Linked DNA regions of Homo sapiens: all the other regions are linked to region 2. The links are chromatin loops, found by intact Hi-C in ENCODE. Cell type or tissue: dorsolateral prefrontal cortex. All regions are shown on one strand. Region 1 overlaps INPP1 (inositol polyphosphate-1-phosphatase). Region 2 has its middle 26 kb from the start of MSTN. Region 3 has its middle 77 kb from the start of GLS. Region 4 overlaps HIBCH (3-hydroxyisobutyryl-CoA hydrolase).

Region 1 (2,500 bases), 280 kb after region 2:
GGTGTATGAAATTCTTACAGTGAATATTGTGCTGTTAGTGCTGCTTGAAACATTTCAATAAAATATTGACCAGGAGCAGTGGCTCATGCCTGTAATCCCGGGACTTGGGGAGGCCAAGACGGGCGGATCACGAGGTCAAGAAATCAAGACCATCCTGGCCAACATGGTGAAACCCCATCTCTACTAAAAATATAAAAATTAGCTGGGCTTGGTGGTGTGTGCCTGTAGTCCCAGCTACTCAGGAGGCTGAGGCAGGAGAATCGCTTGAACCCGGGAGGCATAGGTTGCAGTGAGCCGAGATTGTGCCACTACACTCCAGCCTGGTGACAAAGCGAGACTGTCTCAAAAAAAAAAAAAAATTGATGAACGAGGAAAAAATCCTGTTAAATTAGTAAAACTATGCTAAACATCTAAGCGATAGAAATTTCTCTGAAATATAAGGGAGAATACAGGAGGGGTTTGCTTGAGTTTTGTTTCCTCTCGAAGGGAAAAATCTGCAATTTTAGCCTGTTGGCAGAACATTTAGAACTTAATCTGCGTAAGTTAGCCAAGTTTATGTACTTTTAACAGTATTCTTGTATTTCTTATAGGAAGTAAAGCCTGGAACACTGTGGGCTCCCCCTTTGCAGAGACAGGGAGAGACAGGGATACACACACACACACACACACACACACACACACACACACACATACACAGTGAAAGACACAGACAAACAGAAAGACACATATACACACACAGAAGCAAAAGAGTACAATGAGTAGAGGTTTCTGCAATTTTTGCATATTTACTACACTTTACCAAAAACCAGAGGTGGACTTTAGATATATACAACCCTTGTGTACCAGCATCCCACAGTGAATGTTCTCTGAAGTGGACATAAAGTACTTTTTCTGTATTCTCTGTGGCAGGCCTGGTAACCAGAGAGTGCCAACTGCAGGGATCAAATCCTCGGCTCTGACTTCATTCTGCCCTACGCCCCCTGGGGGCCAAAGGATGTTTCTACAGATCCTCTATTTACAAATGCATGAAAATAACAATCTTATTTTCTAATGTCCTTACACTTAAAAATTTTTGACAAATTATGTTTATGTCATATGATATGATGCTTTGACATATGTATATATTGCAGAAGGGCTAAATCAAACTAACATTACCTTACATTTTTTTGTGTGTGTGTGTAGTGAGAACACTTAAAATCTGTTAGCAATTTTCAGGTAAACAATACGTTGTTATTAACTATAGTCACCACGTCATAGGATCTTTTGAACTTATTCTTCCTGTTAACTAGGATTTTCTATCCTTTGACCAACATCTCCCAAACACTCCAGCCCCTGATAACCACCATTCTACTCTCTGCTTCTGTGAGTTTGACTTTTTCAGTTTCCATGTGTAAGTGAGGCCGTGTGGTATTTGTCTTTCTGTGCCTGGCTTATTTTACTTAACAATGTCCTTCAGGGTCATCCAAATGACAAGATTTCTTTTTTTATGGCAGAATAGTATCCATTGTGTATACATATTAATACCACATTTTCTTTACCCATTCATTCATATCTTGGTTGATTTCATATCTTGGCTATTGTCAATAATATCAAAATGAGCATGGGAGTGGAGGTATCTCTTTAACATACTGATTTCTTTTCGTTTTTTTTTTTTTTTTTTTTTTTTGTTTTGTTTTTTTTTTTGAGATAGGGTCTCACTCTGTCACCAGGCTGGAGTGCAGTGGAATGATCATGGCTCACTGCAGCCCCAACCTCCTGGGCTCAAGCGATCCTCCCACCTCAGCCTCCTAAGTAGCTGGGACTATAGGTGCATGCCACCATGCCTGACTAATTTTTGTGTTTTAGTAGAGATGGGGTTTTGCCATGCTTCCCAGGCTGGTCTCGAACTCCTAGGGCTCAAATTTCTCAATTGGAGGGGTCAAAAGCTGGATGGAAGAGGGAATCATTATATTCTGTGAACATCTATAATGTATATTATTCACCATCAATCTTTGCAGAAAAGCCAAAGCCCTTTCTTTAAGCATGTGCCTCTGATGGGTCTGCATTGTTTTTCTTGCAGAAGCCACAACCAGGTGACTATGATTTCTAGTTTTATTTTCTGTAGAGGAAGAACTTAAAAATATTCCATTTTTACAGTGGTGTTTGTTTTTGAGACAGAGTCTTGCTCTGTCACCCAGGCTTGAGTGCAATGGCACGATCTTGGCTCACTGCAACCTCTGCCTCCCAGGTTCAAGTGATTCTCCTGCCTCAGTAGCTGAGCATAAATCTCAGCTACTCTCCTGAGTAGCTGAGATTACAGGCACTTACCATCATGCCCGGCTAATTTTTGTATTTTTAGTAGAGACAGTGTTTCGCCATGTTGGCCAGGCTGGTCTCGAACTCCTGACCTCAGGTGATCCATCCACCTTGGCCTCCCAAAGTGCTGGGATTACAGGCATGAGCCACTGCGCCTGGCCACAGTTTTCTTACCAACTAATTTTTTGGTTCACCTTTACCCACA
Region 2 (2,500 bases):
AGTTAGGTTTTGAATCATACATCATGAACCCTTCCACCCTGAGGTCTTTCCACCCTGCTCAGGGGCATCCTCAGAGCAGGCTCTATAGTGTTCCCAATTGGTCATGAAACCAATAAACCTCTATAACCTTTCTAGTCAGAATGGGACAATCTTCTATCTTGTTCTTTTTACTTAAAGCCCTCTTCTCCCTTCCTTCTCCAGGGCTCCTACCATAATCTTTTGTATAAAAGATAAGGAGTTTTAAAACCTCAGATGGCTTAAGTTTTCCCCATGCAAAAAATTCCGGACACACACAAAAAAGTAGAAAAGAACCTGGCTACCTGCTTGAATAATTGGAGAGGAAAAAATTACAGAGATCATCCCTGAAACACTGTAAAGTATGTATAGCTGATATTATTATACCTATTTTAAAGATGGCAGAAAGGAAATGTGGAAGGAGTAAAGTGACTTTGCCAAAGCTTCCATAACTACCTAAGAATATGATCAGGGACCAGGATTATGCCTTCTGGTACAGTGAGAGGAGAGTGAATGCACAAACCCCATGATCGTGATATGTCTGGGGACCTCTGATTTAAGGAGTGGAGAAAGAGAAGTATTGATTGGTAGAAGAAAAATGAAGATGCAAAGAGCACTCATGAGTGGGTGGTCCCAGAGCTCTGAGTAGAGGGTAAGAATCAGAGTCAGGCCTTCCAGAAAATCCCAGTATAAGGTCCTTTACCATCGTTTCCTTTTTGTCCCTTTGCTTAGTACATTATCAACAAGTTTTAGAGGCAAAGAATGGAAAAGGACGTAAAAAGAATATCCAAATAAATATTTCAAAAAGATTAAAATAGAGATGTGGAACATAGGTAACCTAGTGAAGGACAGAACTACTTAACATTCCAAAAATAAATTTGAGTCAGATACAAAGTTGTATAAACTCATAAAGGCTAAAGAAAAAAAAAGTATCATGTTAATATCAATTAGAAATTCTCTCTTCGGCAAAATTGAGTTTTAGTTAACTAGATCAAGTGAATATTTTAAAATCAGTGTAAGAGATTTTTCCTGGACATCTCATTTTGTGTGTTATAGATACTTTTATTAGTTGTAACAGAAAACTCCACTGATGGAAACAGGCCCAAGAATTGAGGAGACATCTTTACATTCTGGTAATCCCAGCTGTGTGACCTAAAGCAAGTCATTTAACCTCTCTGGGCCAAAGGCCTGTTTCATCAATTATGAAGTAAGGAGGTTATGCTAAATGTCCTCTAAGCGTTCTCCCAGCTCTCAAAATCAGTTTTTCTATGAAAATTTTAGTTATTCTCATGGAAGCCCTGACTTAGGTTTTTAGTTTAAAAGATAGGCTCCAGCAGGGGTCACTATAGCCACATCGAGCTTTGAGTCCAATGCTCTTTCATGTTGTAGTTGATTGTGTGCAAATCACAGTTACCCTTTGTCTTGATTTTTCCATCTGAGACATAGACTCTCTTTGTACCTAAATGTAATCCAAATCGATCTTCAAATGTACTCAGCATGTCCATTTCAACTAGGTTTTGTTGTTGCTGTTTTTGTTCTCTGATTCTTTTCATTTATTTATTTATTTATTTTTACGCTGAAATTGGAGATCATTTACTTCCTTTGACTCTGGGGTCCTTCAGAAAAATATATTTTATTTGATTAGCTATGTTTAATTTTTTGCCTCTGAGAACTGTGATGAGTAAGTATATTTCTTTAAATATATGAGATTACATTAAAACAAAACACAAAATTCAGTCCTATCCTGAAGGTTTTTAAAAATTCTATGTACACCTGAAAAATGTATTCAGCTCCTTTAGAACCCCTTTTTGAAAATTCTAGAATTCTTCTAATGGCTTCTACTCCTCCATAGTTAACTTGCTACGTACATGAAGCCAGAATAGACTAGTTCATATATCCAAGAGCAGGGTAAGGATTTCAACGCCAGTTCTAATTTCAATATTACATGTTTTTGCCCTAAAAACTTAGTGACTGTACATACACCATAAAGAATTTGAGGATCACTGTTGATGCTCAAAGGTAGACATTCAGCAAAGTGTTACTCCCGAAAAACCACAGGACTCCCCAGAGTCCTAAGTTTTAAGAGTAAGTCTTGAGTCTTACGTCCTAAGTCTTAGGACTCTTGAGGACTATGATTCAATTTAGGACTACTCCAGAGGGGTTCAGTCTGCCCCAAATGCCCTCCACAAATTCCATATACTATGCAAAACCTAACACTGGTTCAATTGTGCTAGGAGTCAAGGAGAGTTAACTTCTTACACCATGCAGAGCAGTGTTTCTAGTCCTTTGGCCTGGTATATATGCCCCTTTCCCCAAACTACTCTACTTAACCTAGAGTAGTTCTTGTAGGTGTATGGTGTGCAAATGTAATCTCATTGTCCCTTTTTTCTCCTTATAACTACCTGCCTGCTCCTTTGGGAGAGACTGATATTACCCTTTTCAATTGCAGCACTCCTGCTGCTGCTGCCATTTCCAATATTATTGT
Region 3 (2,500 bases), 720 kb after region 2:
CTCATCCATGTTGTATCTGTATTTATTTTAAAGCAATAGGAAATTATCTGGTGTCTAGTCTGGTCAATAAGCTGGATGTATACTGTTTGAAAAAAGTTTAAGTGATATTGCAAAGTAATGAGATTATTTATCCTATGAGACTCATGTCTTGAATATACAGATTCTATTTACACTAAAAAAAACCCCACACACAACAAATAAATGCTACAATACATTATTACCTACACTCTATGCATATTGCTTGATTACTGCCAAGTAGATTTTACAAGGTCTTCTTTGGAAGGGGAAAGGTTTGGCCAAAGGATGTTAGACTCAACATGTTATAGTAAAATTATGATACACTCCCTAATGAAAGAGGTGAAATATATGCAAATCAGATCTTGGGTGACTGTAAGGTAAAATATGTAAATTAGGCCTTTGTAGTCTGTGTTTGTAATGTCCCTCCCTTTTAATTGTCCACTCTTCTGTTCTCCCCTGAGAGTGAAATACCTGTTTAATAAAATAAATCATCCTAAAATATTTGTGAATTAATGAACTTAAAAATTAATAAGGACGTTCTTGCTTAATTCTACAAAATTAACTGACTTTTGATCAAGAAATGGAGAGAAATGTTCAGAGAAGGATCCTTCCTTGTCTCCTCAAATCATACCACATGGACCAGTGTGGTTCTCAAACTTCTATGTGCCTAAGAATCATCTTGATATTTGTAAAAAATAGTTTCCTAGGCCCCAGAGATTCTGATATGATATGGGTGAGGATCAGAAATTTATACTTCTAATAAATATCCTGGGTCAGTGGGTCTTATCCACTGGTGTGCATCAGAATTACCCTGAGGACTTGTTAAAACACAGATTGCTGGATCCCACTCCCAGAGTTTCTGTTACAGTAGGTCTGGAGTAGGGCCTGAGAATTTACCTAACAAGAACTCTGCTGATGTTGATGATGCTGGTTGAGGATCATGCTTTCACAACAACTGTCTTAGGTAATTCTAAAATAATTGTGCCTTGGCTACACTTGAAGACATATTGATAAACTAATCACACTTCTGCAAATCAGGTTAAGTCTATGTGGTAGCCTGCAATGAAGAAGCGTAGATTTTGACAATAGTAGAATGAAATAAAACTCTATTCCTAGCTGTGGAAGCATCAGTAATTTTCACAACCAATTGTAATAGGGCAGTATTTTAACGTAAGAAATCAGTTAAGTACCTAAAAACAATGCATCAAAAACAATATTTTCTTTTGACTTTCAGTTGTACCTGTGAAAGTTTGTAAATTATTGTTGTAGATTTAATTTAAAATAATATACCAAAAAACCCAACGACAACCGAAGCACTGAGAAAATCATTGTTTAATGGCTTCAATTAGAAAACTGATTCAGGGGTACAGCCTGCTGGAGGTTTCTGATATTGCAAAGGAGAAAATTGTTAAGGAAGTTTTATCACTTAATATCTTTTATTATAAACATTTCTTTTCATGTTTTTTACAAGCATGACATAATGGAAACATCGTGAACTTTAGAGGGTTCAAGATCTTCCTTTGCCTTGTGATCTTCCTTGCTATGTGACCTTGGGCAAACTACTCAAGCTTCAGGTTTTCAGTCTGTATAATGGGGTAACGTGAAAATTTCTACTCAGCAGAACTGCTTTGAGAATGAAAACATTTAAATTCCCAGAACAACAACACTGGACTAATTGCAGAACCTGTGTTCTTTACATACACATATACATATACATACATACATACATACATACACACACACACACAGACACACACCCCAACAAACAGAAAATTACTTTCTGACCATCCTTCTACACAAGTTGCCCAAACTGAATTCTGCATCAAAGCAACATTTATCAAGACATGCAGAGACTCCGTGTTAGTGCTTCTCTGCATGTTGACTTCTGATGGCTGTATGCTTTAGCAAATTAGAAAAGATTGGAATCTGGAAGAGTCACATAATTTTTGCAGGTATTAAAACTTATGTGAAGTTAACAATTAACTTATACGGTGAAAGCTGGGTGCAGTAGCACGTGCCTGTAATCCCAGTTACTGGGAAGACTGCATGAAGATCTCTTGAGTCCAGGAGTTTGAGGCCACAGTGAGCTATGATTGTGTGCCACTTCACTCCAGCCTGGGGAGAGAGACCCCTGTTTCTTACAAAAAAAAGAAAGAAAGAAAGAGAGAGAGAGAAAGAAAGCAAGCAAGCAGGGAGGGAGGGAGGAAGGAAGAAAGAAAGGAAAGAAGAAAGAAAAAGAAGAAGGAAAGAGAAAGAAAGAAAGAAAAAGAAAGAAGAGAGAGGGAGGGAGGGAGAGGGGAGGAAAGAAGGAAGGAAGGAAGGACGGAAGGAAGGAAGGAAGGGAAGGAAGGAAGAAAACAAGAAAACCTTAATGATGAAGTGAAACATCCCAGCTGAGTAACTTTCTGTAAGTAAAATTGTACATTTTTTTAAGTAAAATCTATACTCAGTGCCCAGAGTCAGTTCCTTGTGCTGGGAGAGG
Region 4 (2,500 bases), 190 kb after region 2:
ATCCAGATCTGCTGCAGACAAGAACAGAGCTTTCAATGGAAATTTTAAGTAAGTGAGATCAAGATCCTGAAGCATTTCTTTGAAGAACTGTAACAGGAGATGAAACATGGCTTTACCAGTATGATCCTGAAGATAAAGCACAACCACAATGGCTACCAAGAGAGAGAAGTGGTCCAGTCAAAGCACAAGCAGACTGGTCAAGAGCAAAGGTTGGCAACAATTCTTTGGGACGCTCAAGGCAGGTTGCTGGTTGACTTTCTGGAACACCAAAGAACTATCATGAAAAGTTAGCCAAAGCTTTAGCGGAAAAAGGCCCAAAGTTTCATCAGAGACTCCTCATACACTATGTAAATGCCCCTACTTACTCCGCTCATCAAACAAGGGCAATTTTGAGAGTTTCAATGGGAAATTATTAGGCATCCACCTTATAGACCTGATTTGGCTCCTTCTTACTCCTTTATGTTTCCTAATTGATATAGATTGGATATCTGTCCCCTCCAAATCTCATGTTGAAATTTATTCTCCAACATTAGAGTTGGGGCCAAATGGAAGGTGTGGTCATGGGGGCAGATCCCTCATGAATGGCTTGGTACATCCCCACAGTAACGAATAAGTTCTCGCTCTATCAGTTCATACAAAAGCTGGCTGTTTAAAAGAATGTAGCACCTTCTCTCTTTCTCACTCCCTCTCTCGCTATGTGATATGCCAGCTCTCCTTCCCCTTCTGCTATAATTGGAAGTTACCTGAAGCCCTCACCAGAAGCAGATGCTAGTGCCATGGTTCTTGCACACCCTGCAGAACTGTGAGCCAAATAAAATACCCAGCCTCAGGTATTCTTCTATAGGAACCCAAACAGACTAACACACCAGTCTTTAAAAATCTGTAGATGGCACCCATTTTTCTTCAGTTACCAATATAAAAAACACTGCATTTGCATAGTTAAATTCCCAGGACCCTCAATTATTTAGGGATGGACTAAATGACTGGTATCACTGCTGACAAAAGAAGTACCTTAAATTTGACGGAGCTTATGTTGAGAAAAAAAGTTATTTTTATTTCTATCTTAATTAATTCCATTTTTCCACAAACTTTTTGACGTCCCCTCATATTAACTTAAGAAAATGCAACCCCAGATGTTTTATATAAATGGCAAAAGAGATAAAAAAATTTGTCTTCCCCAGAAACAGAATAAATTTAGTCATTTAAATATCTATTCATAAAAAAATTGTTTCTCTTTCAGAAACACTGGAATAATTTTACATAATTCTGATCTACCATGTGGAGAACCACTCAGTAACATTCATTTTTATTTTACTGTATTTCAAAATACTGAGTAAATGTTTGAATTTCTAAAATATTAAAGATACTGTGCTACTCTTCATGGTGGGTAACAAGAGAAAATAAAACTGTCATTTTCTATACTGGAAAAAATAAAACCTTCTATAACAAAAACAAAAGGAAAGCCGTGGGAACCAAGCTCTGTGGCGCCATCTTTTGGACTGTACAAATTCTTAACAAAATTCTTTTACATTATTGTAAGAAAAAATTTATTGACCAGAATCAAGCAAGTACTATTCCTATGCCTTTTAAGCCCTGTTAGCTCCACGTTATTCTCACACTTCTGTACTAGGGTATGTTAAATAAGCAGAAGCCATTGAACTGAGACTGTCTCTCTGCACTTTGAGTTCCTTCATAATAAATTGCAACCTTAGTAAGAAAATAAACTGAAACCTAATTTAAGAGTATAGTTTTGTAACAAACAGCCATGTTTCAGCCAATCATAGGCAGCCAACTGATCAGACCACACCCACAGAGAGTAAATATCTCATCACACCATGCCCAAATAAGGCAAATGCCTTGCGGTAGCCAATCAGGTAATTTCTCTAATTTGCTTCCACATTCAACCTATGGAAGCTCACTGCTCATGCTGCAAGGTGGAGCTCTCTCAACCTCTTCTGGTTCTGCATGCTGCCAGATTCATGAATTGTTCTTTGCTCAGATAAAGTGTTAAATTTGTATGAAGATTTTCTTTTAACAGATTAAAAATGTATATATACTAAGCCTACACTAAGCAATTATGTGTAATACTAAAATTCTACTAAAAATTCTGAAAATAAAGGCTTTCTGAATAACAAACTGTAGTCTGAACACCTTACAAAAATTGTTCCTAAAGTGAACTCCCCTCCCCCTAGAATCATCATTACCTGAGAACTTGTTAGAAATGCAAATTCTTGGGCCAAATTCCAGACTAAACTAGAGATGGGGCAGGGAAAGAATCTGCTTTTTTTTTTTAAGATGGAGTCTCGCTCTGTCGCCCAGGCTGAAGTGCAATGGTACAATCTTGGCTCACTGCAACCTCCACCTCCCGGGTTCAAGCAATTTTCCTGCCTCAGCCTCTGGAGTAGCTGGGATTACAGGCCCCCGCCACCACATCCAGCTAATTTTGTATTTTTAGTAGAGAGGGGATTTCGCCACGTTGGCCAGGCTGGTCTTGAACTCC

Evidence for each region. A loop is a pair of places that touch in the nucleus more often than their neighbours do. Peaks named below come from ENCODE experiments on the same cell type or tissue, not always from the same donor. Only the 100,000 strongest peaks of a DNase experiment are listed, where the experiment ranks them.
Region 1: a loop joins it to region 2, with 5 times the contacts of the local background. A loop is called at or near these places in 67 of 110 quality-filtered maps.
Region 3: a loop joins it to region 2, with 4 times the contacts of the local background. A loop is called at or near these places in 29 of 110 quality-filtered maps.
Region 4: a loop joins it to region 2, with 4 times the contacts of the local background. A loop is called at or near these places in 77 of 110 quality-filtered maps.

The regions. Positions count from the first base shown.
Region 1 is chr2:190,371,591-190,374,090 of GRCh38, forward strand. INPP1 (inositol polyphosphate-1-phosphatase) reads left to right here. Exons shown (of 7, transcript NM_001128928.2): 7 at 1-75. Among named protein-coding and RNA genes, the nearest start is that of INPP1, 29 kb to the left of the region's middle. In dorsolateral prefrontal cortex, a CTCF peak has its summit at 984 (motif pointing left); a DNase peak (open chromatin) is centred at 961; H3K27ac peaks cover 1,633 bases.
Region 2 is chr2:190,087,686-190,090,185 of GRCh38, forward strand. It overlaps a transcript of AKAP19 not described here. Among named protein-coding and RNA genes, the nearest start is that of MSTN, 26 kb to the left of the region's middle. In dorsolateral prefrontal cortex, CTCF peaks have their summits at 1,358 (motif pointing right) and 1,559; a DNase peak (open chromatin) is centred at 1,376; H3K27ac peaks cover 1,627 bases.
Region 3 is chr2:190,803,022-190,805,521 of GRCh38, forward strand. No RefSeq gene overlaps it. Among named protein-coding and RNA genes, the nearest start is that of GLS, 77 kb to the right of the region's middle. In dorsolateral prefrontal cortex, a CTCF peak has its summit at 1,377; no DNase peak of the experiment used is centred here.
Region 4 is chr2:190,275,931-190,278,430 of GRCh38, forward strand. All of the region lies in intron 6 of HIBCH (3-hydroxyisobutyryl-CoA hydrolase), which reads right to left. Among named protein-coding and RNA genes, the nearest start is that of HIBCH, 43 kb to the right of the region's middle. RefSeq lists an enhancer at 1,693-1,987. In dorsolateral prefrontal cortex, CTCF peaks have their summits at 1,467 (motif pointing left) and 1,668; no DNase peak of the experiment used is centred here.